Regions from separate parts of the Homo sapiens genome. Here all the other regions are linked to region 5. Evidence: chromatin loops called from intact Hi-C (ENCODE). Cell type or tissue: B cell. All regions are shown on one strand. Links, peaks and the distances in the headings refer to the core of each region. The heading gives the core; the rest is flanking DNA.

Region 1 (4,535 bases), core at 253-4,252, 510 kb after region 5:
GAGTCAATGGGCACCAGGAGCGAGAGCGAGAAGGAAGATTCAAGGTGATGCCAAATTACTGACCTAAGAAACAGGTTGAATGGTGGCAGTGCAGTCACAGACAACTACTAATCTGCTTTCTGTCACAGTGAAATAGTTTCCATTTTCTAGCATTGTATATAAATGAAAGGCAGTAGGCACTATTTTTTTTTTTTGGTCTGGCTTCTTTCTCTCAGCACATTTATTTTAATATCCATCCCTGTTGTGTGTATAGCAACAGCTCATTCCTTTTTATTGCTGATTAGAATGGCAAGTTTCATTGACTGTCAGTCACCCTGGAGTGTCATTCCTGGCTGAGCCTCTCCCTGGCATGTGGACACTCAAGATTCATTCCCCCATCATCTGCCCACCTCCCTCCCACATCTGAATCTGCAGCTGTTTGCCTTCCCCAAATCCTCTTGTCACTGTTTGACGAGCAGTTACTGTTAGAGTGATTTCCTGGTGGGTTGCAAAATGTTACAATGTAACCAAGTATTAAATGAGCAAAATACTCTCCAAGGAATTGGAGGAGGTTGTCTTCAAAGTTGAATCTCAAAAATTCTGATTTTTCTACATTTCTGCTTAGTTCATCCTTCTAAAAAGACACCGTCATTTCTAATATGGACTCACTAAAGACATAAAGATGGCCAGTACAAGTAAGCTAAGACTACTGAATGAACACTCCAATTACCTTGTTTGAGGTTGGTCCCAAATTTATCTTTTGGTTGGCCTGCACGGATAATAAATAAATAAGCAAACAACAATAGAATAAATACCAGTGGCCTAAGTTCCACATCATTAGCATTTTGTGTTCCCAGAGCTACCATGTGGATCAGATTCAACTGGTATCCTGAGGGCTCCAGTGCTGCCTTAGAAAAATGATTAGTCTGGTGTACCAACCTCTGGGAAGTCTGCTATAGCCAGATTCCAGGAAATAGGCACTTTGACAGAGTCTTCAGCATGAATGCCCAAGGGAAGGAGAAGCTCTGAAAGAAAATTGTTTTAAATAGCTGCCTAATGATTGAGCGTCATGAAATGCTTTCACTTGGCAGGGCAAAATTGCACTACCTAGAAATGTCTGGGTGGCATTTAGAGTTGACAGACAGTAATGAGCGCTGGTTAAAAAAAAAAAAAAAGAGGTATTTTAGTGCTCTAGCAATTGCTAGACCTTCAGAAACACATCTCCCTTCTATATTTACACCTGCATTTTAAAAAGAAAAAAGAACAAAGAGAAGGAAAGAGAAAAAGGAAGGAAAGAAAAAAGGGAGAAAAGTATATCTATCATTTTATCCATTTCTAAAGACTCTTACATCAATTTAAAAGCTAACCATAATTGATCTTTTACTATGAACAATGTTTTGTGCTAAGTGCTTTACAAATATTAGCTAATTTCATCTTCACAACAACTGTTTAAGGCATACAACATTATTTCTCCCTTCTTACACATAAAGAAACTGAAGCTTGCCTGAGGTCATCATCTAATTGACAAGTCACGGTTCAAACCTAGGTGAGTCTAGCTTTAGAATTTGGGTTTCAATCACCGTATGGCATTGCTTCTCTTTCCTAACCTGGACTTAGTGATTGTGCAAACAGTGATGTCAACCATCTCAGCTTGCCTGGGTAGGGATGAAGAGAATTTCCTTCGCTCTTGCTTCTGAAGTTTAAATAATTTGAGTCTATAAAACAAACTAACAATAGGCAGATTCACAGGGAAAAAAAAGTGTACAAATTTTATTAATGTGCATATGGACACAGAAGCCACACACAAAGTATGAGACTCAATGGAAAGCCAGATGGCTGAAGGTTATATACCATACAGCAAGGAATAGAGGCTTGGGGCATGGCAAGACAAGTTATTGGAGGAAGAGGGGAGAAAAGGCATGGTGAGCAAAGGCTATCTTGTTATGCAGATAGAGCCCCATGGATAGCAGCCCTCGGAAAGAACAGACAGTATCCTGCTCTTATGTGGTAAAACTTTATCTGTCAGACCTTTTGAAGTGTCAGAACTTTAGTCCCTCTTTCCTGTGATTTAATCTTTCCTAGGTCTGGATAAGGGAGGCCTTATAAAACCCTGTTTGTGTCTGCTGTTAACTTCATTTCACTAATGTAGATTTCCTCTACAGATGCAAATCTCCCCGCCTCCCCAAAAGACAGCTTTTCAAAGCTTTTCCTGTGGTTTGCAGTTCCTGTGAATAGTCATATCAAAATATACCAAAGAAGTATATTTTGGAGTGGCATATTTTTGTTTCCTTTACCTGAGACCCACAGGACCTAAAGCGCTAAAACCTGGAAAGTCCCAGGCTAACAAGCATGAGTTAGTCATCCTCCAAGAATGCAAAAATATGAAAGAAACCTCTCTCTACTCAGTGATAAAGCTTCTCCAACTTAAGTGAAGGGACATTATAGTGTGCAAAGAGACCAGGCCCTAAAAGAACTGAGTCCTTGTCTCAATCTGCTTATAGCCAGCTCCAAGAGACCTTGACCAAGTCAGGTGACCTCTCTGGGCCTCAGCTCCTTCCTTCTTAAAATGATGAAGGTGGGTTAGATAAACAGGTCTCCACTTGGCTGTACATGAGAACCATGTGAGGAACTTTCAGTAAAGGCCGGTGCTCAGACCCCACCCCACCCCTGACCAATCAAATCCCAGAATATCTGGGGTTGGGGAACTGAATTTACTGCAGAGAACAAAGCATACATGTCCCACTTCTTAGAGCTAACAATTTAGTGGAGGAGCAAAAAGGCAAACTATGATTCATATACATATATATATATATATACACACACACACACACACACACACACACACACACATATATATGATCCTCCCTTCTATATTTATGCCTGTATTTAAAAAAAAAAAGAGAAAAGAACAAAGCAAAGAGAAGGAAAAAAGAAAAGGAAGGAAGTAAAAAAGGAAGAAAAGTGTTTCTAATCTGTTTGCCTGTTTCTAAAGACTCTTACATTAGTTTAAAAGCTAACACTAATTGATCTTTTAATATGAATATATATATATACACATGAATCATACACACACATATAATTTGTAGTAAGAGCTATTAAGGTGAAAATAATGTTATGAGAATTATGAAAAATTAATAAGGGGAACATAATTAAAGGGAGAGAGTCTGAGAAGGCTTCTGTGTGTGTCAGAAGAACAAAAAATTGCAGTTAGGCATACACATTACAGGGGAAAGAGCTTTCTAGTCAAACGGATATCTAACTTGGTTATCTGCTTCCGTATATGTCTACATACATACATACTTATACTATATGTACATGAATGAATGACTTACTTGAAGACTCATAGCCAGAACAGAGGGTGGAAAGGAGGGCGGAGAGTGGTGGGGAGAGCGGCACGCAGAGTGCCTGGGGAGGTCGGCAACAGCCAGACCATGTGGCAGACTTGAGGTTTTATCTTAAGTACAACAGCAATAGCAAGCCAGTGGAAGGTTTAGGCAGGGGAGTTACACTTTCAGATTTGTGTTTTTAAAAATTCACTTGTGCTTAAGTGTAGAGGATGGTTTGGATGGGGCATAAGGAAAAGAGAAGTTATAAAGTTATCGCAATAACATGAGTGAAGGTTTTGTTCCTTGATGATGCCAAATTTTAGCAGAATTCTGGGTACCTGCAGAGACTCACTGGAGTAAAGGAACAGGAAACAAATTTGATAGAATGCAAGCGGCATAACTCATGAAAAATCAGGAAATCGCTTTATACTGAATGTAGATGAGTGAGTGCCCTTGGCTTACTGCGTGCTATTCTCAGCTGCCCGAGTGTATTCTGTCCCTCATAAAAGCACACCGAGTTGCCCTCCCGCCATTCCTCTTCTCTCTCCCACTGTGTCTCTTCTTCCTTGTCATTGTTTATGTCTCTATTCCTAGGCTTAGGGTGGCATTCAACCTTGGAGCTCCCATTTTCTATCCTTGCAAGGGTTCCCTTTGTGCACTAAAGCATGGTTGGAGGAGCACACTAATTGTGCAGAGTTTGGCCACGCATTGATTTTTTAGCTTTTTGTCCCCTGGTGGGGTGGCTGGTCCCTTGGCCTCAGTCCATTTCCTAATGGATAGGTGTCAGCTTCACAAAACCATCACCTCGATTAGCACTAATTACCACCTTTCAGAGCCATCATCACCCAAAGGCTCTGGATTGAAAGGTCAGCAGGAAAATGAACTTCTACTCACACCTTCACGGGTGGTCCCTGGCTTCTGATCATGCAGAGGACAAGGGCTAATAGGGACAGACCTTTCCGCCTTTCTGCTCTTAGACCAAATGTTTCTTGAGAAGTCAGCCTTGGGACCCCAAGCCTCAGCTCATGAGATGACTGAACCCATGGCAAAGCACAGTCTTGTTAAACTTCCCTCCCTGTCCTGTCTCCCAGTGGCCTTGGGCTCTCCACACCCAGCCCTCACCCTCAGCCTCACACCATGCTGGTGAAGGAGGTGGCAGAAGCATGCCCACACTCCCTCTAGGTGTGTTTATGGTGCCCATATCCTCTTCCAGGCAGTGAGGGAGCTGTC
Region 2 (4,535 bases), core at 172-4,171, 430 kb after region 5:
TACTGCATCCAGCTAATTTTTAAAAACTTTTTTTGTAGAGACAGATTCTCACCCCCTTGCCCAGGCAAGTACAGAGATCCATGTACTGGCGCGGTGGCATAGTGGCTCATGCCTGTAATCCCAGCACTTTGAAAATCCTAGGTGGTAGGATTGCTTTAGCTCAGGAGTTCAAAATCAGCCTGGGCAACATAGCAAAAACATGTTTCTACAAAAAATATTTTAAAATGTAGCTGAGTGTAATGGTGCATGCCTCTGGTCCCAGCTACTCAGGAGACTGAGGCCAGAGGATCATCTGAGCCTAGGAGGTCAAAGCTGCAGTAAGCCATGATCACACCACTGCACTCCAGCTTGGAAGACAGAGCAAGACCCTGTCTCAGAAAAAAAAAAAAATGTTTAAAGAAGACAATTAATTTAGATATTTCAGGATTCCCACAAAATATCAGCAGCTAATAAAATCCTGTGCTAGGCCTTACCAAGACAAAATAACATTTAGCCCTATATTTGATGCCTCTCCCATAAAGTCTCAATTTTCTATTGCTATTTAAAAAAATGATGCCATGAAAATACAAAGCAGCTGAAATGAATTATGAGTCCTTTTCGGGGAGGAGAAGGGGGAAAATCTTTCCCCAGGGGCACATTTTTTAAAGTTCCTCTTTCTATTTGAAATGCTTCCTGACTTGAAGCCTTGCAAGAATTTCACAATTAGATGGGTGCAGGGAAGAACAGTTCTGCAGAGTAGCAGAACATTTCTTGCAAATTAAAAAATTATTTGGTTCTGTCGCTAACCTTATTCAAAACTCACTCAATGGTTTACAAAATGCCGGTTCCTCTTAGTTATTTCTTATCAGTGTTCTTATGCAGAGAAGTGTATAAAATACACTGTATAAAATTATGAATGCTAATTGCAAGATTTTCAGGTTCTTAATATTAACAAAGATACATCATAAGCCATCTTTGTTAATCAGCAAATTAAACCTATTACACCAAGTCGACTTCTAAGATTTGTCAAAGTATAATTATTTTTAAGTTAAAAACTTAACTCTCATAAAACATATAGTGAGCAGATGTCAAAGATTTATTTAACTCAACGAGAGAAGAAGCAGAATGACAAAGCTGGAATAAAGAAGAGTATGACAACCATCACGTGGATAGTCATTGGAAGTAATTCTGAAATAAGAGTGCAAAGTTAGACACCAAACTGGTTAATGTCCTACAGGGCAATAAAGCCATAACCATCGGGGTTACCCTTTTTTTTTCTGGACAGATGTCTTTAGCAATGTAACATTTTCTATGGGATAACATCAAACTTTACAGAGTCTGGGTCCTAATTAGTAAGACACACAATGTTACCTCCCCCTAGAATATCAGATGACTTTTGGGCAAGCAGATTAAAAGGTATGCATTCATCTTTTTTCTTTATTTTCAAGATTTGGATAACTCTTCTTAATGGATCTTAGAAAAACATGCAGAAAAACCCAGAATTCTCCAGGAAGAGTCCAGTGTTCCCATCTTTATTAATCTGGCTTAGCTGGCATTTGTATTGTCACGGGAGAGAGTCGGGATAAGGACAACATAAATAGGAAAGCTTGATCAAGAATTCCCTTACTTCACAGTTACTGCCTAAATGCAGATATTAATACTTAAAGTCAGCGGATGTGAAACTAAACAGCAAGCTGAGCCCAGCCCCTCTCACAGTTTGCTGCTGTCTCAGGTCTCCTGACATGACAGTGCTCACGTCATTTGCAGCCAGAGAAGCCCCAGCCTCACCCAGCACCCTCCTCAACCCAGTGCTTCTCCCATCCACTCATTTCCCCACCACCGGGGACCCAAGCAGCCTACTTCCTCTGAATTACCATGCTTATCCTCACTCATATTTTGGCTTTGTTTCACTGTTCCCCTGGATTTTATGGTTGCATTCATACTGCAGTATAACCAGTATAAATCAATACTTAATGATTTCGTATTTTTTCGCACACTTTTTGTGGACAAAGCCCAGTGACAGGTCTCTCTCATCTCTTTCTTTTTCAGTTCACACCAGCACCTGGCCTCATTGTCACAGATATATCCACAAGGGCTTAAATTCTTATAATCTGCTAATTCTTTCACAGTCTGTCTACGAGGCAGGGCACACCCGGACAACTTGAACTAGAGATCAGATATGAGTCTCTTTATGAGGAGCTTAAAATAAAATAGGATGGAGAAAAATAGAAAAACCAGAAACACTGCCCCACCTTTGTTTTTTTAAGCCACTGCTAAAGAGCCTGCATACAAGTTAAGCTTGTGAGACAAAGTTTAAACTCAAGATGTGTGCATTAGGGGGCAAGTAATTGGTACCCACTGGGTTGGGCCTTCTTGGAGTTGGTAGCTTTTCATACCCACTGGGAATGTCTTGTCCCTTTTTCACAGCCACCCAGATCTTATTTTCAAATTTTAAATCTCAGTTTCCTAAGAAGCTTCCAGTGGTTTTCCATCCCACAACCTCCTATAGCACTCATGGTAGGAATCAGTTGTCTGGTATTACACACATGCCATATGTTGCCAACATCCTCTAAGCTTGAAGCATGGCTCACAACTCCTAAGCAGGATAGCAGGGTTTGTACAGTCCTGGTTGCATCTTGTACTTCTTTATATATAAGAACCCTCATAGCTCTATATTGGAGCTCAATACAAATTGCTTATTTTTTTGAAGCTAGGCCTGAGTTGAGCTATTAGGAAAAGAAGGATGAGGTTTGGACAAGTGAGCAGAAAAATAATGAAGCAAAGGCATAGAGGTAGAGAGTGTCTGGAGGAGGTTAGGCGTGGCTGTGCAGAGTTGCAGTAGAGATCCACTTATCCTAGAAGGAGAGTCAGCCAGAATGTGAGAAAGGAGGAAGGGTAGCTTAAAAGGGATCTCAAGAGCTTGAGAGAAATGTCATACTCTGCTTTATAGCACCTACTAATGTGTTAATGAGCCCTTAGTCATGTTTAATGAATAAGCAAATAAGTGAGTGAATGAATTAATGAATAAAATATTTTTAAATCTCTCTCTCTCTGTCTCTCAGTTTTAATTCATTTCAACCTCGCTTTAGTCAATGCTATACTCTCCAAAATAGTGTGAGAGGCTTCATGGTTTTCTGTTAAATGATATAATAGACAAATTTCACCATATAAAATGGGATAAATATGCGGTTTTTAACCCATGCATTGATTTTTTTCTTTTGGTCTGACATTATTATGTATGTACAAAGTCCTTAGAAAATATTTCCTAAGCCCCTCAAACTATAAAGCTGGCAACGCAGCACCCAGGCTGACTTAAAATAGCAATCTGATTAATTATATTGCCTTGAAGCAAAGATGTGGCTAAAACACTGATTAGTTCCCTTTATTCCAAAAATCAGTTTAAAATTTTTAAAAAGTAGAAATAATTGAGTCTGAAATGTTCCTAATTCATGCAAGGAAAATGCTTTTAAAAAAAAACAAAAAATCTGTAGGTTTGGTTTTTTTAAATTAAAATGATGGGTTTTTTCCCCTCAATTTTACCGTAGAACTCACACTTATAAACTTCTAGGAAAGAACCTATACTCCGAGGAAATATTTCAAAATCATTTAAAATTAGATAAAAATCAGCAAGCGTAAAAATGTCCACGTGACTGTCTGAAAATACAGTTCCAATGTTAGGATTGAAGGCATGATGATTTTTTAAAATGGCACAGAGGAAGCACATTATTCAGTTACTTAGTGATGTAAAGAGGACTTCTCCTGATCCTTTAAGCTCATTTCTATAAAGTTGACATTTTAATTGGTTGAAGTCAGCCCTGTGCACACTTCCAGGCAGGCTGAATGGTAAGGTGTCGCCAATAAAATGCATCCCATGACCCCTGGAACAATATAGGGTACATAGGTAGGTCCTCAATTAAAAATCACTAAAAACTGAATACATGTGATCCAAACATGGAGAAATAGTGGCAACAAGATTGCCAGACACAGTATGTGGAGTCGGGCAGGCAATGGCATGCCCTTGTTATGCTGGTGTCCTCTATAGCACTCATATTCTGTCATGTATGGTTGGGAAACTTCACGTGTGCACAAACCATTTCCTAACCCAAGTTTCAGGATCCTTGAAGTCAAGGCCAGGTTCCAGGCCTCCTCACATTTCCCACCATGCTCAGCAAGCTGGGAGGCGAGCGGGCACCCACCTGCAAGCCAGGTTCAGTTCTGCCTCTGGCCAAGCACCGACTGCCCATCTCCCCAAGTCCCTCTGTAGTCATGAGACGGGGGCTAAAAGGAGGATATAATTAAAGGGTCAGGAAGTAAGGAGAGAGTGTGGTGTAAACTGAGGAAGCAAACAGGTCAGGACAGTAGGTCTGAGGGGAAAAGTCACCTGGGCCATTATACTATAACAAAATGAAAATCTAGATGCTTTATTGTTCTCAGTAGTTTAAAAAAATATGTTTTGGGAACAACTATTTTTATAGAGATGAGAGGGGAAACATACACTAGAAAAATCTTTCTCATAGGAATGAGTTTGTTTGTCCTTTTTAAACAAACAAGCCAAC
Region 3 (4,535 bases), core at 232-4,231, 900 kb after region 5:
GTTCATACCTCTTCTCTACCTAATTGTTCATTTAAATTTCAGCCTTATTCCTTGATAAGGGATTTTACCACATGAAGTCATCCAGTGACCCTAGCTCTTATTGTGAAGTTAGTGGAGTATACTTAGAAATGTTACAACTTTAAAATGTTACAAAACATTCATTAAAGCTCATATTTAAAGTAGAGCATCTAGTTTGAGAAATAGAAATCAATTATTAAAGATGTCTTTTTTCTACCCATTTAACTAGTTAAAACCATGACATGTAAATGTAGAAGTAGAATAATCATAGAATTCCCTAAAATATTTCTGTTTACTAACATATATTGACCAAGTACATCAAGCAGGAGAGATCTTCCTTCATTCTGTTATAGTCCACATCATTCTAATTTTGCTCAGTTGTTATTAAGAGCATATTCCTAAACCATACACTTTTGTTTCAATAAAGTTTTATTTTGTTGAGATGAATAAAATAACAAAGTTATAAGCTGCATAAGACAAAAGTTCAATTGTTCAAAAAAAATTTACTGGGATAGCTTTCTATTACAGGTATTGTTAGATTATATTGTGCTGATAAGATTACTTTCTAAAAAATTTGTACTTTTCTGTAAATTAAAAGAATATGGAGTCATAAAATGGCAAGTGTTTTAGGATTAGCCTAAAATTGGACATTGTCATTGATTTCAAAGAAGGTATGAACTAGCAGTCTTACAGCCTAATTCTTCTTTGGACTGGTCCTTGGCAGCAGTTCCTTTTCAGACTCGATAAACAGAATTCAGATGATGTAAGTCAAAACAAAACTTTACAAAGCCAAGCGTATTATCTTTTGCATTAACCTATTTTTTTCCATCATACATGCTACTAGTATGTGCATTAGCATGATATTCTCATATACATTGCATTAAAAATTAAAAGGTGGCAGCTCAGGGTGAGCTCTTCTGTTGCTCATTTGTTCCTAAATTTTTAAGGGCTTTTTCTCAGTCAATAGTTTGTACAAACTGGTTAGTTTAACTTCATTACCCATTTCATTAAAGTTGATGGGTCGTGTGATGAGATGCATTTAAGGCCGATAGTGATAGATGTTTTTTTTATTTCTTGAACACAGGCTTTGTCTGAATGATGTTCTTTTATCTCTTGAACACAAGCTTTGAATGATAACTACAGGTTTTAAGTGCTGTTACATTAATACCATAATGTGATGTGTTAGAAACAAAGGGATATTTCAAAGGTAGATATTTGAAAATTCTCTAGTCTCAATATGTATGTGTATTGAATATACTCTAAAAATAAATGTGCAATTTGCTAGTAGGACAATGCAGTGACTGACTAGCATTAGGTATGTTTCTTTTATATCCTAGCTATGTCCCACTTTCTTCTAAGTGCAATCCTTTCATGTTCACTTGCTGTTTTACCCCATCTACTCTAACTTCATTTGGAAGGCTTGTCTAGAGTATAGCATGTATTTTTACCTTTGCAGTGAATTGCATGTGCTAATTGTAACCACAGCTATTTTTATGTTGACATAACTCCAAATGTTATATTAAATGTTCTATTATATATTAGCTCTAATCCCTTAAGTAAATTTTAAGAAATAAATACTTGTTCAAATTTTTTTTCTGTATGTGGTTACTATCATCTGACTATGCATATTTGTAACAGCATTTATCATTAGTGGTGTTAGCTAAATAAGCATCTTAGTGTAAATGAGATGCTTCGTGTGGGTTTTGTGACATTTTAAATGACATAATGGAATGTGATTTAAAAGAAAACCAGTACACTATCTTGGTCTTAATAACATAGAATGGAGATGGCAAATTTATCCACTAGTTTTCCAGATTTACTATTTAATAGCTGAGGTCTGAAATCGTAGCATCCTCCCTCCTAGTGGACATTAAAAAAAAAAAAAAAAAAAAAAACCTACTTGGTTGTCAAGAGCCCAAGTATGGAGGTGCTGCGCCATCTTGTGGCCTGTCTGTGCCCACCCTGCACTCTGCTGGAGTCTCCATCCTTGTTGCAGTGAGACTTGAAGTTCAAGATTGATACATGGCATCCTCCTGCTACTTCTTGAGGTTACTAAGTAGTATATGAAACTAATCAGTCAGCAAGTCCACCTGGAAGGAAAAGAAAATCTCAACTATTAATGTGCCTTCACATTGTGATTTTGTCTAAAAAAATGTAGTGAGTCAAAAAACCCACAAGCCAGCCAACAGTAACTCCTTCACATATATACCAGAGTTTATAGAAATAACATGTCAGCTTTGGGCTATGTGCTCCTTTGTTTAAAATCTTCTATTTGGTTATGGCTTGTATAGGCTCAAGCCTGATTTCTTTAAGGTGTGGTGGCTCATCTTATCCTAATGTGTATGATAGATACAGTCCATCCTGCTTTGGAAAAGATTATGTAACTCCTTGAGAGCATACTCTTTCTCTAGCCCAAAGGCAGTGAGAGAGTTTTCTTGTTCAGGATTGCTTAACTTTCCATTTAAGCTTTTTCTTTTTAAATTAATACAAACTTCTACACTTTCAAAATACGAAATATATTACAACTGCGTATAGGCTCTTCCATACTTAAGTCCAGTGCTTGGGCAAGTTAATGGAGTGAAAGACTACAAGCAAAGAGGAACTGAGGTAGAAAAAGAAGAATGTGTGAAAGCAGCAGGAAGCTCAGCCAACTCGAAAGCAGGGTGAACAGCTTGAGTCCTGTTGCTGCTGATCGGGGTTGGCTCTTGGACAACTTAGTAAGATCATGGAAAGGCTGCTTGGGTTCTCCATAGAAAAGTTCTGTCTCCATCAAGGGAGGAAAATGTACCTTTCAACTCAAAATTCAATATTTGTTTTTAAATATAGCTATTTTCCCCAACCGCTAAAGATTTTCAACAGATACGAAGCCAGAGCTTAGTTTTAGAAACCTGTGGACATTCAAACCTGATTCTTTATTCCCTGTGACTATGGTTATGTCATTTTACATGTCAAAAAAGTGTATCTAGAATTGTCATTTCTTATTTTTGAGCTTTTTTTAGTGAGAATTATCCCCTCACTTAAATGGCTTTTTATTTAAACATCTGTGCATTCTGTATGAAATTGTAGTCTTTCTGGGATAACATGGTGAGCTATATGGTGGTAATCCACACACACAAAAATAAAAGCCAAAAAAAAACCAAAACCCTCAGGTAAAGTATTTCTCTTTCTTCAACTGTCTCATTAGCCCTGGCTGTGGATGGTCTTTCTGAGACAGGCTAGCCAGAGTAATTCAACGGCCACAAGTGGTTTCTCCCCCAGAGTGCTGGTTCAAACTCTGAATGAGACCAGCCTGTTGATTAGAAATCTAATACCTCAGTCCAGGCCTACTTTCCTAGAACAATCTTCACTTAGTAACAGGTCCAAGACACAACTATTAAGTATACATCTGGGTCCCTTCCCCGTAGGAAAAGGTTTTCCCTGCAGTCTTGCCTGTAGTCAGAAGCAGCCTGTTGACTAATGATAGCTTTTAAATGAATTTATAGAAAATTCTTGGAAATAGGCTCTATAAGCTTTATGAGAGGGATAATGCTTTTAAAGGAATGGCATGAAGGGGAATATTTAAATAAAAAGGCACTGAGATTCTGACAATAGAAACCATAATTCTGCATAAGCGTTCTGAGAATGAAAAGTCAGCCACTCTTCAGGTCAAAGTCAGTGTGGATTTTGCCAGTTGTTCAATCTAGACATACGAACACCAGGGCTACCCAGCCAGCATCAGTGCCTAGGAAAGGACCTCCAAGAAACTTTTAACTGCCACGGTCAGAATCGAGACTAGACATTGCTGCTGGGGGTGAGGGGCCGCTCCTCTTCAAATGAACCGGCAGACCTTTCTGATCACCTGCTGGGGGCCACATGCCGGAGCAGGGTGTCCAAAGGTGAGCAAATATATGCCATCTATGAAGTGTTTACTGTGGGTTATGAAATCCTAGAAACTTATGAGGTAAATACCAGCACCATTTACAAATGCAGCCTCCAAGAGGTTGAATAACTTGCCCGGGGTCATGTGGTTGACAAACAGTGGAGTTCCAACTCCAACCTGATCCAAAGTCCGCATTCTTTGATGTGTACACCAATTGTACCCAACCACTTAAGCAAAATTCTTGATGACGTCATGCCCAGGCTAGCTTAAGGAGAATGCACACCTGCTTCCCAGGCCCTTCAAACTCTTCTGAGTTTCTCTTCCCCTCATCTCCCTCCCCACCACCCTTATTTGTGAATATGGGGCACCTTGTGCCCTCAAGCAGCCCCCTGCAATTGCCTACCTTGAAGTGTCCTAACTGAGCCTCGAGCCCAGAGCAGTACTTCTCCTTATGCCCTCAAGGTTTACTCCGAGGCTGGCTCCCCACCCCTACTAGCACATACATTTGCTCTGACCCTATAGAGCAACCCCTGCAAAAGAGGTCAATGTGTCCCACTTTCCTGAGAATGCACCCTCACACGACCCCTGGAGTCTCATTCTTTTGGCCAAAGAAAGACTCCTCTAATGGTGGAATCTAGCCCATGGCAACTAGTGACAG
Region 4 (4,535 bases), core at 275-4,274, 520 kb after region 5:
GATAATATGCCTTTTTAATATAATTTCAACTTTTATTTTAGATCCAAGGGGTACACGTGCAGGTTTGTTAGCTGGGTATATTGCATGATGCTGAAGTTTGGGGTATGACTGATCCCATCACCCAGGTACTAAGCATAATGCCCAATAGTTTTTCAACTCTTGCCCCCCTCCCTCCTCATTCTAGTAGCCTCCATTTTCTATTGTTGCCATCTTTAGTCTATGAATACCCAATATTTAGCTCCCACTTGTAAGTGAGAACATGCAGTATTTGGCTTTCTGCTCCTGCGTTGATAACACATTTGAAATATGCTTCTTCACCCTTAGATGTTTCACTACTAGAGTTTTATTACCTTTCAGCACAACAGAGGAGAGTGGAGATACAGACTTAGATAGAGGAGCAGACTCACTTCTGTGGCTCTTGCCACAAATTTTCTTTTGAAGGTTCTGAAAGCTCCGAATACAGTTATCTGATTTATTCTAGGTACACTTGGGCCAGTGAAATTCTAGGCTCTAAAATAGAAAGTTTTAGAAAGAGCTCAATGAAGCTTTATTTCTTGTACAATAAATCCATCTCAGCAAAGAGAGCCTGCCATTACATGGAACTCAGCATCTACTGAGGCAAGTAAGATTCACGCTCCTGAAGACAAAGCAGGAAGTCAGCTCATTAAGGCTGTTATCTTGCTTCTGACTCTATCTTGCTTTGTGCAGTCTTCACTGTCTCAAGTGCTATATTGTCTGTGTGGTATTTCATTTTAAAATTCTTCCGTTTGCTGCTGATTGGTTGGTTTAATAGAAAAATAAATAAATAAAATTTTTCAGTTGAGACATTGTGATGTAGTTGTATATACAAGTTAACTCTAATCTATCCTCCAAGAGGGGAGGCTAGAATTTAAAATACCCTGTTTGGGGGATCCAGCAGTTAACTACTGCTGGAGTTGGTTAACTCAAATGAAGCACCCTAGCCAGAGTCAACATCTTCTAAGATGGTCCACTTAGCATTTAAATATAATTAACTAAACCCATGCCAGGAGGCTTACTAACATAATGGATATTTAAAATAGTTTCTAATTGGTGAGGTGAGTAGTAATCAAACCAGATGGTTGGTTAGGGGTGTTATACCAGAAACTCTGCCCTTACCTGAATGAAGCATAAGCATTGGCAAGCCCAGCTTTCTGAATACAAATGGTGCAAGCTTGCAGTCTAGACCCCCAAGTTGCTTCTACGTCCTCCACTTCACACAGCACCCTGTACCTGACCCTGTACAAAACTGGACACACCTGCCATCAGAATATGCTTGTCCTAAATTCAACTAAGCCTTTTATGGGGAATGCTGAACAGACGACTCAAAGGTAAAAGAGGGCCCAAGGATAAAGACTGGGACTTTCCTAGCTACATGCCATGTTTAAGACTGTTTTTGAGACTTTTTGTGAATAAATGTCTAGGTATTGTCAGAATATTTTCTAAAACCTCTTTTCATTGTAATATGACTCCTGGTAGCCAGGTTGTGAAGGAAGGAATATACTGACTCCCCCAACACTTCCTCACTTCCGATGGTTGGAGCCTATTAATATTTACCAGGAAATTTTTATATTTGCCAAAACGATTGGCTTGGGTAGAATGCCATGCCATGCAAATTTCAAATTCATGTTTTCATATAGAGAATTAAGCTAAAGATGGTTAGCTTAAGGTTGTGGGGTTTTTCTTTGAATTTTGGGACTCCGATTGCATTCTGTAAATGTCCCTTAATGAAGGAACTATTTGGTGGGCCTTATACTTGTCCCTGAACACCCTTTAACTGTGACTTGTAGGATAATTTCTGAACCCATTTAAATTCTGGAAACCTGAGAGTTGCCTGTCTAAGCAGTAGCTGTGCTCCTTCTGTGGCATCTTCTTGTAAAATATTGGATTCTAAACTGGTTGCAGTGGAAACCCAGGGCCACTGAGGGAAGAGTGGAAGCCAGATAGAGTGTCCCCTCCTTCTGTGCTGGCTGGGACAGGCAATCTCAGCCCAGGGGTCGGGGAGAGGAACCGGGATTCATACCCGCAGGATTTTGTTTGAGATTTCATGCCTATCAAGTTCATCCTCAAAGAACCCAATGTCATTCTGATTTATTATTATTATTTGAATGAGAGTCAACCACCGACTAATTGTGTCTGGGATATGTCAGCCCCAAGCCTGCCTTAGGGCAAAAGGTTGGACAAGATAATTAGGACTGTGAGGAGGAATTGAGAGACTTCCTGTGGAAGTATCAGAGTAGAAGAAGCCAACACAAAAATCTGGCATCAGTAATGGTCTTTCTTTTATTCTCCTCTCAGGACGGTTTGGAACTTTGGGATCCTTGAAGGACCCCGTGGCCTAGCAGATGAGCACCCTGCCTGCGGCTGCAGGGCAATGTCACAGAGAACCCCTAGGGGGAAGCACTCAGGCACAAGTCTCAGTGAGATTCTCAGCGGCAGGGCTGTGCATGCATCCGGGGACACCATCTCCTGTTTCTCACATAAAGATTACGGCACAGGCAAAGATAAGGAACATTTTCCTAACAGTAAGAAGGCTTTGAATCCAAGAAAGCAACAAACCAGAGCAGACTCATTTGAAACATGAACAGAGTGATGTGGCCAAAGGAATCCAAGCCAGGTTTCACCAGGTTCCTATTGTGAACACACTGGATGTTTATATGAGAATCCCAGTGTATAGCAATCATAACTAGATAATAATTATGCTTAAGATTTGGTCCTCTTTCCATATATGGATTCAGTCCTTTTCTGTCATTTTGTCATTTTCATGGAATCTGGAGTTACGGAACCATCCAATGTTTATTACAGAGAATGACCACCCATAAGCCTCTCCATGCTTATGGAAGCAACAGTTCTGGGGCCGCTGGCTGCATATTCCTTCCAGGTGTTTATTTCTGGGTCTACATCATGTCCCTCACTCATCAATTTAACTCTATCCAGAGAATTCCTCTATGGTCTTCATCAGATTAGGAAGTAAATCATCAGTCACTTCAAATATTTCAAGCTTGGTTTTCTTTGACATAAATCAGTTCTCCTGACTACAATTCCTGGAAAATATTGTAGAGCCCAGCAGCATTGCAGTATTTCAACCTTCATTTGAGTTGCCTGTGACCCAGATGTGAGCTAGTGCTTCCACAGTCTCAGATGTCTGGGTGAATCCACCAATTCTACACCTGTGAACATCCCTGCCTTTGATTCTTTCTAATTGTCAGGAAACTTGCACTCATAATCCCTCCTGCCTCTGGCTCCTGGGTCCATATGTACTGGCTCTGTATCAGCCTCTCTCAACCCAGGTGTAATACTCAGCCCTTTGTCATTTTATACAAAACAATTCACACTTTAAGCATTTCTTGAGTAATACTTTGTACAAGTAATACCTTGGGATGCAGAGTGAGAGTATGTGGGTGGGTCATGTTACATAGTTCCAGGCTTCCCAAGGTCCTCTACCTCTAGGCTCTCTGTCCTGTCCTCTCTTCCTTCCTTATTTTCCCTGGGAGCTCCATGACCTTCTCCCTCTATCAGACAAATTAGCCCAGTTCCCCTTAGCTCCTACCGCTAAGTGTCCATCAAGGCCCTCAGCGAAACAAAGTGTGTTCTGTTTAACAAAATCTATGTTCCTTAGAACATAGCTAGAATATAAATAACAACAAAAGTTCAGGTGCATATATATATTAGTTGATGAAATCAAGTATAAATCTCTGCCTCCATTGAAAGATAGCACAATGTTTTAGAGAAGGAACTGAATTAGGAATCAGTCTATTCGAATTTGAGGCCCAGCAGCACCCTTCACTAGACAGGTGAAAAAGCCAGCAATTCATTTTCGGTCTCAGTTCATCATCTGAAGAGTGAAAATGTTACAAATATTTTGAATCATTATGCTGATTAAAGGAAATAACTTATTCACATGCACTCTGAAACATTAGAGCAGCGTTTCTCAGGACTTTTTTAGTTTTACCATGACTGAGAGTGCTGCTGGCACTTTGGAGGAGGTGCTGGGGATGCGAGGTGGCTGCCAATGTGGAAAAATTGTATATAACACAGTACTGCCTAATTATCAATAACATACCCATTGAGAAATGCTACATCTGAACACAGTATAAATGAAAGGTACGTTACTTCTGACCTTCCATCTTTTACACAAAATGCTGATGAATTTCTTCATGGTGTAGATAATTCTTTTAAACAATTTTCCTCATTCTGGATTATTTTAGCCCAATCTTTGTTCCAAGGTGATAGTTTCTCTGCCTTCCAATGATGCTGCCAACATTTTAATTGCAATCTTGAGCTTCCTTCTATACAGAGTGCTTCCATTTAGGGTATCTTTGTTTGATCTCTCAGTTGAAACTACATTTTACCCTCCAGAAAACAAAAAGAAGAAAGACAAATTATGGGTAAAGGCTGAGAGAATTTTCCACGTGGTGAAGGCAAGCAGTATGAGGAAGCAGGTGAGCTAAGTACCCACGGGGCAGCTATTCGGGCCAGTAGTTGTTTTCCCAAGGCCAGCGTCACCTGGTGTAAAC
Region 5 (4,535 bases), core at 212-4,211:
GATGATCTGCCTGCCTTGGCCTCCCAAAGGGCTGGGATTACAGGTGTGAAACACCTTGCCCAGCCAATATGGCAAAACCCCATCTCTACTAAACACACACACAAATTAGCTGGGCGTGGTGGTGCATGCCTGTAATCCCAGCTACTCAGGAGGCTGAGGCAGGAGAATCGCTTGAACTCGGGAAGCGGAGGTTACAGTGAGCTGAGAACGTGCCACTGCACTCCAGCCTGGGTGACAGACAGAACAAGACTCCATCTTTAAAAAAAAAAAAAAAAAACCTTAACAATTTTGCATTTGCATATTTAAGTGCTGTAAGTCAAAAAGATGCAAAGTAGTAGCCTGAAATGAGACATGAAACATGGCGGCTCTCAGACCAAGTTTCAGTTCCAGTTGTTTTTACGTCCCAATGTGAATTCTATTAATAACTACTTCAGGCCAGAGCTCTCTGTAGCCACACAGCTGACTTTTCTCATAATCTGGAATAATGGTATCAGATACGCTTAATCTCAGTCAAGTTACAGAAGTTAGGGTTTTCTGTTTTTTAAAAGGAGAAAAGCTGGGATACAATATTAAAAGTCATACTAGTTTTCTGAGTGCAAATCTGAAAACACAGTTATTGCTAAAATATTTACAAGTTTTGTATTATTAAATAATGTTTTCAGAGAATACTTGCTATTCAGCCAATTAATACTCATTATTTGGCTGGACGCAGTGGCTCATGCCTGTAATCCCAGCACTTTAGGAGGCCGAGGCGGGTAGAACACCTCAAGTCTGGAGTTCAAGACCAGCCTGGCCAACATGGTGAAACCCTGCCTCTACTAAAAATACAAAAATTAGCCAGGTGTGGTGGCATGTGCCTGTAATCCCGGCTAACTGGGAGGCTGAGGCAGGAGAATCGTTTGAACTTGGGAGGCGGAGGTTGCAGTGAGCCGAGATCAGGGCACTGTACTCCGGCCTGGGTGACAGAGCAAGGCTCCATCTCAAAAAAACAAAAAACAAACAAACAAACAAAACGCTTATTTAAGTAACATGAGTAGATGTCAATGGCAAGTTACACAATAAGAGAAACTTTGACTTTAAAACCAACTTTACCATAGGCCAATTGATGTAAACAAGTGGGAAAGTTTCTATGGCATATTTCTGGTCACAAAAACATCACCAAACTTCTAGAGACCCCAAACACTTCTAACACTAAACACTGAAAAAATGTGAGCTGTAACATACATTTAAGAAACATTAATAAGATGATTATTTACCCACTTATTCCAGTTCAGGGTCACAGGTGGCCAGAGCCTGTCCCAACAATTCAGGGTGCCAGACTTGAACTAGCCCTGGGTAGGATGTCATCCCGTTGCAGGGTGCATTAACAAACACCCACATTCTCTCAGTCTGGGTCCTTGCAGACATGACAATGAACCTAACGTGCACATCTTTGGGGTGTCAGGGGGAAACCAGAGTACTGAGAGAAAATCCACCCAGAGATGGGGGGAGTATGCAAACTCCATACAGACAGTAGCCTCTGCCAGAAGAGATTTTTATCCTCATCAACTTTTTAGCAAAATTGTCCAAAATGTTCAACTAAATGACATTATTGAAGGATCTGCTATACTTTACACTGGAAAAATAAAAGGCAACTAACCATTGGTTAATATACCTGACACTATATATGTATTTTTTCACTTCAGGATCTTAATCTATCACCCCTCATGGATTATACCATTAATCTGTACACATAAGCAAGGATAAATCAATTTAGCATACAGTCCACCTCTTTTAAATACCACTCATGACTTGCATAATCCAATCGACAAGTGGAAAAAGCTGGAGATGGCTGATGCCTAGTAGTCAATTAAGCCACAACATCAAAAATGTCCCAATATACTAAAAATAATGACTATGCGAAATTCTCAAATGATGTCCTTTAATTCGGATACTGGTGTGTTTGCTGCTGTTCATGTACTCAACCTTTCACTAATGAGATACTATTGTTAGGAACTACAAAAAGAGCACCATATGGATTACTCTGAAGTAGGCCTTTGGATTCGCAACTTGACCTCAGGAATCCCTCCACTGACCTATGGCCAAGTTGTGATCAAGCAATCTCTGCACTAATATTATTCCCTAGGAAAACGAAGTCTCCCCAGAAGATCTCGACCAATGTCATATGCTCTTCAATCCCCTTCAATTATTTTTTGGAATAGTTCATTTCCTCCCAGCCATTTGCTCCTAGCTCAAAACAAAACAAAACAAAAAACCTTCTGGGCCAGTGAGTACATTAACATGATGGTAAGGTTTTGAGACTTGCCAAGTGCTGAATCATGTTTATGCTTAGGTTTTGTTTCTACACCTGGTTTTGGGGGCATAAACTCCCTCTAAGAATCCTAGCTACCCTAGTCAATCCACTGGAAGACGGGATCACTGCCCAGCAAATGCCACCCACTAAGGATTCAAAGTGAAACAAGATTCTTCGAATTGAATGGAAGAAAACAAAAGCTCTTCATTCAGTAGGTGGCACTCTTTCCTTAAAAATGTTAACTCAGGCAATCATTAATACCAAAGATGTCATCTGCCCACTAATCACTTGAAAGAGAAGGCACATTAACTCTAACATCCTGTCCTAAATATAGTCTGAATCATTACTGTCTTCCTAAATAATGTCTTCCTCATTTCAATGAGATCCTGGAGTTGTTCATAAATATGCCAATTTCTTTTCACTATAGCAAAAGCTACAATTTCATAGAACCAAATAATTGCATTTACTTTAAACTGGCAGGTTTTGACTTATGACTTTTCCTGCTATATGCTTCAAAAGACATTCATCATAACTGTTTTCTAATTTTAATGATTTCAGATATAAATGACAATTTGAATGGAAATGGGGCAAAGAACTGTACTTGTAACACAAATTGTATTACTCCATTTTAAAACAAGACAGCTCTTTTTCATAGGCATGCATATGAATATTCTTTTTAAAACAACAGCTTTGACTCAATTCATCATCACTCTGACTGATACCGGACCAAAGTTATCAACCTGAAAACTTTTAAACTGAAAAATGAAAACAGACTGACAGCTAATAAAATGTGAGTTTGCCTAGCATACAGAAGAAGCAAAAAATAAAAATAAAACCCTAGTTTATCTAGTTTTCCTTAGGCATATTTCCTGGTGTCAGTACTCTGTAGGGTTCACCTCATTAACTGAAGCTCTAGGGTCCCCTTGGAGAAACCATCCCAGGTGCTGCCTTCAGCCTCCCCCACTGGCCACGTCCCCTAAAACTCAGTGTGAAGAAATCTTCCTCAGTCCTCACTCAGCAAAGAGCACTGCTATAATGGCCTCTTATCTGTTTCCCACTCTTGACTTTGAGATCCGTGAGGACGGAAATGGGTCTCAAGCTTATGTCTCCTGCCCCAGCAGAAAGCCTGGCACAAGGGTGGTAGTCAATAAATATGTACTTAATAAAATAATGGATTAATCTTTTCCCCTTGGACTTTTACTTGAGAACAAAGCCTTTGTCTTACTCATCTTTCATCCAGACTCCCAAATGCCCAGTATTTGTACATAGGAAGCTGTGAGGAAGCAATGCCTTTCCAATATGAACTTCTACGCCAGAAAGATCTCCAAGATGTAAATAAGCTTCACTGAGGCCTTTGTGTATGCCAAGTATCCACTGTTAGTCCTGGGGCACTGCAGAAAGAGGGAAGAGCTCCCACACCACTCTTGGGAAAAATGACAGCTTTCAACCCCAGGAAAAGACTAAGAGATGGTCAGTAAAGAAGCTAAGAACCATGAGTCTAGACTCATATATATTTCAGTGAAAACCTAACTTAGGAACTTACCCATGTCTATAATTTTGTTAATGGCTGTTAATTTTTCCTGTGGTAAGTAGGAATAAAATGCCTTGAAGAAAACCCTCAGAGATTCAAAGATCTTGTGGCTGGGAGGGGAGATGCAAAAGCCATGAAGTGCATCCTATTAGGGAAGCAACCCAAGAGGAAGAAAGGGAACTAGCTCAGGGGGTCAGTGAATGGGCATGTCTGGGGGGCAGTGCTGGAATTCCGAATCCAAATTTCTCACACCTAGATTCTCCTAGCTTAAGGTGGGGGGATACTGCTGGCAGGATACATTTAAAACCACAGCATAAGCATAAAAAATGGAGCATCTGTTTTCTAGAGTGTCAATTTTATTCCAAGATTTCTGAGAGGAGTACCCTGTGATGGTTTTATGTCAAAGATACAAAGGTGGCTAAAATACAAAATTCAAATGGATTAAGGTAAATCAAAAGACTTGAGACTTGAATCGATTGTGTTCACTGTTCCAAGTAAGCATTACTAGGATGACAGTCTGCACAGACACTCCTGGGTCCCTTTCCTTCAGTCCCCTAAAAGAAGTATGCTGGATGGATAGGGCCAAAATGTTTGACAATAGGCTGAAGCAGCTGTTCTCAACAACTCTGCCATCATAATATGACAGTCACATACACAAGACAAAACTTCAATAAACTGTTTAGGGAGTGCCACACAACTAGCCTCATGTAA
Region 6 (4,535 bases), core at 265-4,264, 840 kb after region 5:
AATTAGAAATGCAGGCAAAGTTTGTCTTTGACATTTATCACCTTTGTTCCATGGCACAATTTCCTAAGCTTTGCTCACTTACTCCCAAGTAATTGTAATTTTGGTGCCTTCATGTTACTTTCTCACTGTACAGTTTCCTCAATCTCTTTTTTTTTTTTTTTTTTTTTTTGAGAAGGAGTTTTGCTCTGTCACCCAGGCTGGAGTGCAGTGGCAGGATCTCAGCTCACTGCAACCTCTGCCTCCTGGGTTCAAGTGATTCTCGTGCCTCAGCCTCCCAAGTAACTGGGATTACAGGCACCCACCACCATGCCTGGCTAATCTTTGTATTTTTAATAGAGTTGGGGTTTCACCAGGCTGGTCTTGAATTCCTGGCCTCAAGTGATCCGCCTGCCTCAGCCTCCCAAAATGCTGGGATTACAGGTGTGAGCCACTGCACCCGGCCTGCTCTTGACATATCTAAAATCTCAAATGGTCACAGGACACAAATGGAGAGTTCTCCATTAATATACTACTTTCCCCTACTTACCTTTGCATTTTGACAAGGCTTTCTAGTAACAAATCCTTAATCTGAAATTCGTAATTTCAAGGCCAATACTCTACAGAGGTATCTGCAAAGTCATGTAATTCCAGCACAGCAGAGGTCTTCCGTCCTGTTGCTCTGAAAAATACTTCTCCAATATTGATTCATCCTTTTGGCCTCAGACTTTAACTACTCCCATAAAATGTGAGTTTCTTGGGAGCAGGACCTGAGCTGAGCCAATAAAAAGACACCCATAAAAGCACTAACTCAGTCATTTGTTTTCCTAATGGTGCCAAGGCAGGCTGGTGTGTTGTGACATATCAATCCACTTCTGTGTACCTGCCCTTCCCCGTCCAGCAAAATATCATCATTTTTAATATATGTTGTGATACTAAAATATTTCAGAAGTGTTGACCGAGTAGACATTCAATAATGATTATAGCTGATACTTACAGAGCACCTACTATGTGCCAAACACTGTATGTATTTTAACTCATTTAATCCTTGCAACAATCCTGTTAGGTTGGTATTGTTATTCTCATTTTGCAGATGAAGAAATTTGAAAAGACTTGCCCAAGGTCACAGAGATGAGAAATAGAGGCATCAGCATTTAAACCTAGGCAATCTAGAACCAGAGGGTACATTTAACCACTATACATCTCCCCTAAATACATCTTTGCATCACACCTGTTATCTCAGCACTTTGGGAGGCCACTAAGGCCGGAGGATCGTTTGTTGCCAGCAGTTCAAGACCAGCCGGGTCAGCATACCAAAATCTTGTCTCTCCAAAAATTTTAAAAATTGGCCAGGTATTGTAGGGGCACCTGTAGTCTGAGATACTTGGGAGGTTGAGGTGGGAGGATCGCTAGAGCCCAGGAATTTGAACGTGCGGTGAGCATGATCCAGCCACTGCACTCCAGCCTGGGTGACAGAGTGAGACTGTGAACAACAACAAAAAAATCAAGTTTCCTGGATCTATACAAAATTTTCAATTTAACAAATTTTTATAAAAATTTGTTTTAAAATAAACACCCCTCTAAATGGCAAAGCTAGAACAGAATCTGGTCACAATCTATAGGTTAGATATAGGATGACAGGGAGGAGCAAGAGCTGAACACATCAGCTGCAGCACCATCTACTTTGCCTGCGACTCCGTTAGCAGGCCCACTTTGCCCTTTTATAAATTATCTGATCAACAACTAAGAGATTAAAATTCGATCTATGTTTTACTCTATCTGAATCCTCAATATAATGAAGAACTTTATAATTGTTAATTTATGGATATAATTTAAGTTCATTAAACCATTATTTCCTTCCTATATCCTCTCATTCTTCCACAAAAACCTCTACCTTTGGGTGTTTACTTTTACAGACACCCACGCACACACCCCACACGCACGCACGCACATGCCTTATCTTTTAACTCAAGATTCTCATCTTCCTTTGGGGAGAAACAAACATCATGAGCCTTGAGGTCCATTTTCTGAGGGAAAGGGGGGGGCGGAGGCGGGATGAATAGGTTTTTACCCGGTATTTTTTATCATAAACGGGGAGGTACAAACCGCAAAGAAACACTAGTCGCTTGGTGGGCCACCACCTCTGGGGCTCACTGATCAATCGCACCCAAACTCATTTACTAATTTAAAAAAGTACTGTGGCAAGGCTCGTTTACGTAAGTCTTGGAGAGAAGCCGCCGCCACAATCTGCCGCAGTCTCGTGCGGAGTCACGGCCACCGAGCTCTTCACTTTCCCCAAGAGGCTCCCACGCCTTCCCCATCCCCAAGGGAGCTAGGCGGTCCCTCGCGGCTCTGAGTCCCTCGGGGAAGGCCGCGAAGAGAGGCCGCAGGCGCCCTGGCGAGAAGGGAGGGCGGGGGCAGCGGGCGGCGGGCAGCACCCGGGCTCCAGTTCATGACCCCGTTATTCCACAGAAAAATGGAACATTCCGCTCTTTCCGCCCACAGAGGGGAGGTGGGGGGAACCCTTCGATCTAGTCTGGGAGAGGCGACGCGGACGCAGCCACCGGAATCCGGGACGCGAAGAGCCGCGTTACGGGAATCGCTACCCCTCGGAGTCCCGCCCCCTCGTCGACAGGCGGCCACTGGACCAATGCCTGGGCGCAAAGGGTCTCTCAGGGGCCAATCAGCGCCTAGGTCCCGGTAGGGGGCGGGGCGCAGCGTTGGCCGGCCGGGGGCGCAGCTGGGCGGGATTGGGGAGCGCCCCGCCCCGCCGCGGGACTGGGGTGGCGCGCTACCTCTGCGGAGAAGGATCTGACAGTGTTCCGGAGCCGGGGCGAGCAGCCAAAAGGCCCGCGGAGTCGCGCTGGGCCGCCCCGGCGCAGCTGAACCGGGGGCCGCGCCTGCCAGGCCGACGGGTCTGGCCCAGCCTGGCGCCAAGGGGTTCGTGCGCTGTGGAGACGCGGAGGGTCGAGGCGGCGCGGCCTGAGGTGAGGAGGGGCCGGGTGCTGGGTCGCGTAGCTGGAGTTAGAGTGTCGGTGGTTTCGGACGGGCTATCTGGCACTCGAGGAGACCTCCCTTCCCCCTGAGAGCAGCGCCCGGAACTTGTCAGCCCAGCCTGGAAATCCCCACATTCCTTCCCCTTCCTGCTCCCGGACCTCCGAATTCTACTTCCACAACTTTGTCACCTCGATTATCGCAGCCCTGAGTACAAACTTCACCCAGGCGCACGCACGCACCCCTCTTAACGCCCGCCCCGCAGAACGCCCTTCAAGAACAAACCCCCCTTTTTGTTACCAGATCCCACGTTTTTCCCAATCCCCTTTTCATCTCCCCTGAAATTCTATTCGCTCCGCACTTGTCTTCATTCTCGAGGTGGATTTCCCTTCCCCAAAGCCGTTTTTTCATCTTGAAATCGTAACGTTTCAGCTTTGTTGAAAGTTCACAATGCTTATAAACACTATTAACGTTTCTTTCCTTCTTTTGATCTTTTCTATTAATAATTATCATTCCTAACGAATTCCACATCTCACTGTATCCCAAGGAGAACAAATCAGTTTTTAAAATTTTACCTCCTCCGACCTAAACTTTTGAAGATAGTGCAGGAAGCAAGGGTCTGTTCTTCAGTGGATGAACAGCATTTTATTTCATAATCCGAAACTGAAAAAAAAAAAAAATCACAGGTTAAAAATAAGACGTCACCTTTTTTTTTTTTTTTTTTTTTTGCCTTCAGAAGGAAACGCATTTTGGCTTAGTTTGTGAAGTATTTCAACAATTATACTGCCTTAAAATAACTAGTTATTAGAATGCCAGGGTGAATTTTCTGAAAGATTGTGGTATTTGCTTTTGACAGTGCTGTAAACAAACCCTTTAAACTGTGTATGACTGCCAGCTTCAAGTTGGAACAACTCTTAATTTGAAATTACGGACTCAGATCATCAGTTTAGCTGTGTGCCATTATGTTAATTTCTTAAATTCATGTTAATTCCTATTTGGAAGTATTTTTGAACTATGAACTGAAATATTACATTTATAGAACCAACTTGCTATTAAATTGTGCTTTCCAACTATTTCTCTTTAGGGATAATCTTGAACGTTTGTTTTTAATCTTGAGTGAAAGAAAAAAATTACAGGAAGGAGAAAGTGTCAAAAAGGACAGACTGTAGTGGGATTTTTTTCTTATTTTAAGTATGTATTGACAATACCAGTTTAATTTTCTCACAGGCAATTTAGATTATTATAAATACTGCTGCCACCTAATTTAATATAATATAGTCTTACGTAACTAAAAATGTTGTTCTCACTCTTATTTGTGAATTGCAGTATTTTCAATTTATTTAAATTTGTTTCCAAGGCTTTGCACTTCAGTTCAGTGTTAGGGCGAAAGTTAAATACATGTGAAGTAGGTGTTAAAATGTCCCCTTTATAGAGAAGGAAACAGGAGTCTCGCTGAAAACTAGATCTGTGTGACTCCAAATCCTGTGCTCTGAATCATTTTGTCATGTTGACACGTTTCTCATAAAAACCCCAGTGCCACAATTTGGTTTGGGAACTTAAGGGCA
Region 7 (4,535 bases), core at 315-4,314, 570 kb after region 5:
TTCATTTGCTTGTTATATCAGGACAGACTCATGGATATCTATTTTAATCAATGGGATATAATCTAATACTGTGGTTACTTGGACACACAAATCATCCCAGATTGGGCCAGCTGGCACCCCTTCCGGCTGTCCCATGTCCTCTATGTTGCCATCATTATTTGATTACTTTCTTACCTTCTGGCACAACAAGATATTTTAAACTTGGCATATTTTTCCTGGTCCACCTGTGAGATCGGCCATTTCTCCAAGGAATTCTGGTCCATATTCATGGAAAAATAGTATAATATTTAGAAACTAAATTCTAGGTAGGATCTTTGTTATTGGATTTCACTACTCCCAAGCTCTCTCTAGTACAAAGCTAGGAAATGTATGTATTTGTGTACATGTGTGAATGTGTATACATACGCACACATGAAGATATAAAGTGTATGCACAGACTCACAGAAATGTATATCAACGTTTTGTTTCTTTATCCAACCCCACATAGTGCAAACTCTAAATTTACACCAAAACTTCTCATCCTAATCCCATAGACCACAGCGTTCATTCTAGCTTTCTTCTTTCCTATGTTTATTACTCTTTTCTTGCAGTGAGAAACCTGGCTCCCACCGCCTCATTATAATGACTTATTTCCTCAGCCCTCCTGCCCACTGCTTTTACTCCATCTCCCAAGCCCAGAGAGCTAGCACCCCCATTTAGCCATCTTCCTTGCATGGCCAGAAACCCCATGGGGCCGATAATCTATCTGAAAACATTTCATTAATGATAAAAATATATATTGTGATCTAATGACTTAAACCTATTTCCTTTGCAGAAAGTGTTGCAAATGTTATAATACAGCAAACTCCTTGAATGTGTGTGTCTTCCAGTAATTTTGATAGACTGGCCAGGGTGAAAGTTAATCCATGAATGTGATAGAGTGTTTTCTCTGAGAAAAGCTAACTTTATGCCTTTAAATCCATGAGTTGTACATGAACATGACATGAGCAAACATGTATTGTTCAATGGTTCCTGGTGGCCACTGTTTTTATTCTGGATTTTTGCTTCATAAAAACGATAAATCTGATGTTACAAGCTTTCTAAGAAAGCTCACATTTTTCCTAAGGCTCAAAATTGAAAGGAAAAAGATGTTGCATGGCTTCATGAGCCACTTAGTACTGCAATTCAACTGTTAAAAATTACAAACAAAAATTTTATTTAATTTCTTGCTTGCCCTTAATAGGAAAGGCATCTTTAAAGGATTGTTGACTATAGTTTCTGGAATGGTTCATACTGGAAGATCCTCTCAGCTAATCAAACACTGCTCCTTTTTCTTTTCACTAGATGCATTGTGGCCTGAACATGAACATACATGAGGCTAAGTAATTTTTTTTTTTTTTTTTGAGACAGGGTCTTGCTCTGTCACTCAGGCTGGAGTGCAGTGGCACAATCATGGCTCACTGCAACCTCAAGGGCTCAAGTGATCTTCCTGCCTCAGCCTCCCTAGTAGCCGGTGTGTGCCACCACACCCAGCCAATTTTTTTGTAGAGATGGGGTCCCACTATGTTGCCCAGACTGGTCTCAAACTCCTGGGCTCAAGTGATCCTCCCACCTCACTCTCCCAAACTGTTGGGATTATAGGCATGAGCCACCAGGCCTGACCAGCAATTTATACCTTCTCTGACTCTTAAACCTGCCCTGGGGCCATTGGTGTACTCATTGTATTTAACAACCAGCTTTCTGGGGTGCTGCAGGGAGAGGGGTAGTCCTGATTTGCAGTAAATGGCCATTTTTGTAGCATAAATACTCCCACCATGGCCAACATCAAGCTACCAACATGACATCACTTAACTAGGGGCAGGGAAGAGATTACACAACTGGCTCTCATGAGCTTGTGTGAGCCACCTCCAGCCCGGATGCCCGTGTGTACCTATAAACCAACCAGAACCACCCACCCACTTAAGCATTGTCTCCAAACTGCCAGTGACTTAAAAAAAGTTCTGTACCCTAGAGAGATAAGGGTTCAGGAAACAGGCTATAGTCCTTGATTTTGGGTGTTCACATGCTTAACTCAGAGAGATGACTGTCCTGTATCCATGATCAACAGAGAGGTTTTTGCTGGGAACAAGAGAAACGGGAAGAGAATAAGTGAAAGAAAAAATAAAATCAGCAAACTGTCTTGAAGTCAAAAGTGCGCTTGTGGTAAAGCATATGAGATCAACCACCTCCTATGTTTTCACAGTTCTGCTCTGCCTGGAGGGAAGTACCAGCTCCAAAGGAGGTCCAGCTGGTCTCCTGTGCGCAGGATTTGCAGGCTGAGGGTTAAAGGCGCTCTAAGCCATGGAGCACCTCTGACCCCCACTGGCTGCTGTCATGCATTGCACCTCAGGGATGGCCAAGGCCCCTCAGTACATTGCCCTTTCCTAAACACAAGTGACCAGTTTCTCCTTTGCTGTATTGTCAGGACTTTCCACCAAGTGCCATCTATTTCTCATCCATCTCCTTTGAAATATTTTCACTCTTTATCTACTTCTCTGGGCTGGTAGATATTTCTAAGTCATTGTATAGTGCATGGATTTTATTTTCATTTTCGTTTGATCAGAAAATGAGTCGAGAAGATATGACATTGTTGCATATGTGGTTGATTTTCATTTCTCTTTTTCTCATCCTTTTGGTGACAAACACCAGGAGCTGCTTCTTTTTGTATAAGAAGTCCTTCAGCACCTATACTGGTCATCATCTGAAGCGCATACTCTCTTGCGGTCCCTTTGATAGAGCAAGAGCACCACCCACAGCAACAAAACATGCCCTGAGTCTCTGGAGGGAGCCTGGACAGTTAATGAAACCCAGGGCCAATGGACCACAAAGCCCAGTCCGTAATCAGAGTGCTGCATCAATTGCGCACACTCAAGTGTCTGATTCCATCGGTTCAGTTTGGTATCTGTATGGCGTCTGTCTATTTGTATGATACCTTGGTAATCTGACTCATGAATTAGACCAGACCAAAGCAACCTGGGGGAAAGGCGGAGTATTTGTGGGTAAGGAACATGCCTTCCAGCCTTGTTCTAAAAACCAAACATTAGTTGTACATTCCAGTTATTCCTCAAAGGAATTATTTTTTTCCAGTACCCTGTATTAAATTAATTTTGATTTTGCACCTAGTCTCACTGCTTTAGATCATAACCTGAGTGTGACTTCCCTTTGCTGAGCAGGAAAAGTCTTGCCTCTCTACATCTCTATGTATCACTTTCAAATACAAAATTCTGGGTTTCTTATTCTAAAGAACTGCTTTCTGCTCTTGTTTCTCATGGCCAGCAGAGGGACTCCAGAGAAACCCTCAGACAGAGCGTGGGATTAGGCCACTTTGTGGTGGTGAAAGTTCCCCCAGCTCTCTAGAGAAGTGACATTTAACCCTAGGGTTTCCCAGCACACATACAAAAGGTTTGAGAAATAGAGCCAGGTCTCTCAGGACCACAGGTAACAATAATCTTTACCTGAGGCTGAGAAGAGCTTTGTAATCACATCCACCCCTGGCAGAGAGAAAGAAAGCAGGTTAGCACTTAAAAAAAAAAAAAAAAAAAAAGAATTGTGAAAACTGAAGGAGAAAACAACCAGAACCGTGGACGCGAGCCATTATTCCTCGTTGACGTCACAGCCCTCCAGAGCTGCAGAGAGGGGATATTTGGGAGACTAGGGACCAACTCAATTTTATTATGTTTTGTTGGCTGATAAACTTCACAAATGTCCTAGTCATCACTGAAATTATTTAGTCACTTGTCACACTTTTCTCCTTTATTTCCCAATGTTATAGACAATGAGCAAATTGTATAGGAAATAAACTGTTTGTTTTGCAACAGATGCTGGAGAGCATGTGGAGAAATAGGAATGCTTTTACACTGTTGGTGGGAGTGTAATTTAGTTCAACCACTGTGGAAGACAGTGTGGTGATTCCTCAAGGATCTAGAACCAGAAATACCATTTGACCCAGTAATCCCGTTACTGGGTATATACCCAAAGGATTATAAATCATTCTACTATGAAGACACATGCATGCGTATGTTTATTGCAGCCCTACTCACAATAGCAAAGTCTTGGAACCAACCCAAATGCCCATCAATGATAGACTGGATAAAGAATGGATAGAATGGACATAGACACCATGGAATACTATGCAGCCATAAAAAAGGATGAGTTCATGTCCTTTGCAGGGACATGGATGAAGCTGGAAACCATCATTCTCAGGAAACTAACACAGGAACAGAAAACCAAACACTTTCATGTTCTCACTCATAAGTGGGAGTTGAACAATGAGAACACATGGACACAGGGAGGGGAACATAACATACTGGAGCCTGTTGCGGGGGGTGGGGGACTAGGGGAGGGATAGCATTAGGACAAATACCTAATGTAGATGACAGGCTGATGGGTGTAGCAAACCACCATGGCACGTGTGTACCTATGTAACAAACCTGCACATTCTACACATGTACCCCAGAACTTACAGTAAAAAAAAATAAACTTTAAAAAGGATATGAACTCTTTGTTTTAATAAAATG

Evidence for each region. A loop is a pair of places that touch in the nucleus more often than their neighbours do. Peaks named below come from ENCODE experiments on the same cell type or tissue, not always from the same donor. Only the 100,000 strongest peaks of a DNase experiment are listed, where the experiment ranks them.
Region 1: a loop joins it to region 5, with 2.2 times the contacts of the local background. A loop is called at or near these places in 3 of 110 quality-filtered maps.
Region 2: it touches region 5 in a loop (5-fold over the local background); 4 of 110 quality-filtered maps call a loop at or near these places.
Region 3: it touches region 5 in a loop (11-fold over the local background); 29 of 110 quality-filtered maps call a loop at or near these places.
Region 4: a loop joins it to region 5, with 2.4 times the contacts of the local background. A loop is called at or near these places in 3 of 110 quality-filtered maps.
Region 6: it touches region 5 in a loop (3-fold over the local background); 3 of 110 quality-filtered maps call a loop at or near these places.
Region 7: it touches region 5 in a loop (15-fold over the local background); 106 of 110 quality-filtered maps call a loop at or near these places.

The regions. Positions count from the first base shown.
Region 1 is chr5:56,326,840-56,331,374 of GRCh38, reverse strand. The region is part of intron 2 of LOC105378977 (a long non-coding RNA gene); the gene reads right to left. Among named protein-coding and RNA genes, the nearest start is that of ANKRD55, 96 kb to the right of the region's middle. In B cell, for the core only: no CTCF peak of the experiment used is centred there; DNase peaks (open chromatin) are centred at 2,354 and 3,404; H3K4me3 peaks cover 1,234 bases; H3K27ac peaks cover 3,960 bases.
Region 2 is chr5:56,410,378-56,414,912 of GRCh38, reverse strand. No RefSeq gene overlaps it. Among named protein-coding and RNA genes, the nearest start is that of LINC01948, 69 kb to the left of the region's middle. In B cell, for the core only: no CTCF peak of the experiment used is centred there; DNase peaks (open chromatin) are centred at 642 and 1,742; H3K4me3 peaks cover 2,294 bases; H3K27ac peaks cover 4,000 bases.
Region 3 is chr5:55,933,720-55,938,254 of GRCh38, reverse strand. It overlaps IL6ST (interleukin 6 cytokine family signal transducer), which reads left to right. Exons shown (of 17, transcript NM_002184.4): 17 at 1-3,160. Among named protein-coding and RNA genes, the nearest start is that of IL6ST, 59 kb to the left of the region's middle. In B cell, for the core only: CTCF peaks have their summits at 1,751 and 1,951 (motif pointing left); a DNase peak (open chromatin) is centred at 1,954.
Region 4 is chr5:56,312,630-56,317,164 of GRCh38, reverse strand. The region is part of intron 2 of LOC105378977 (a long non-coding RNA gene); the gene reads right to left. Among named protein-coding and RNA genes, the nearest start is that of ANKRD55, 82 kb to the right of the region's middle. RefSeq lists a silencer at 2,353-2,492. In B cell, for the core only: CTCF peaks have their summits at 2,192 and 2,398 (motif pointing right); no DNase peak of the experiment used is centred there.
Region 5 is chr5:56,836,613-56,841,147 of GRCh38, reverse strand. All of the region lies in intron 1 of MAP3K1 (mitogen-activated protein kinase kinase kinase 1), which reads right to left. Among named protein-coding and RNA genes, the nearest start is that of MAP3K1, 23 kb to the right of the region's middle. In B cell, for the core only: a CTCF peak has its summit at 2,487 (motif pointing right); DNase peaks (open chromatin) are centred at 367, 2,086, 2,517 and 3,243; H3K4me3 peaks cover 660 bases; H3K27ac peaks cover 4,000 bases.
Region 6 is chr5:55,993,212-55,997,746 of GRCh38, reverse strand. IL6ST (interleukin 6 cytokine family signal transducer) reads left to right here and starts at 2,784. Exons shown (of 17, transcript NM_002184.4): 1 at 2,784-2,963. It overlaps IL6ST-DT (IL6ST divergent transcript), which reads right to left and starts at 2,580. Exons shown (of 2, transcript NR_102755.1): 1 at 2,193-2,580. RefSeq lists an enhancer at 2,231-2,742, cis regulatory regions at 2,331-3,004, 1,698-4,016 and a silencer at 2,574-3,053. In B cell, for the core only: no CTCF peak of the experiment used is centred there; DNase peaks (open chromatin) are centred at 2,346, 2,646 and 3,716; H3K4me3 peaks cover 2,526 bases; H3K27ac peaks cover 2,459 bases.
Region 7 is chr5:56,268,518-56,273,052 of GRCh38, reverse strand. No RefSeq gene overlaps it. Among named protein-coding and RNA genes, the nearest start is that of ANKRD55, 37 kb to the right of the region's middle. In B cell, for the core only: CTCF peaks have their summits at 2,335 (motif pointing left) and 3,293 (motif pointing right); DNase peaks (open chromatin) are centred at 2,322 and 3,322; H3K4me3 peaks cover 470 bases; H3K27ac peaks cover 2,255 bases.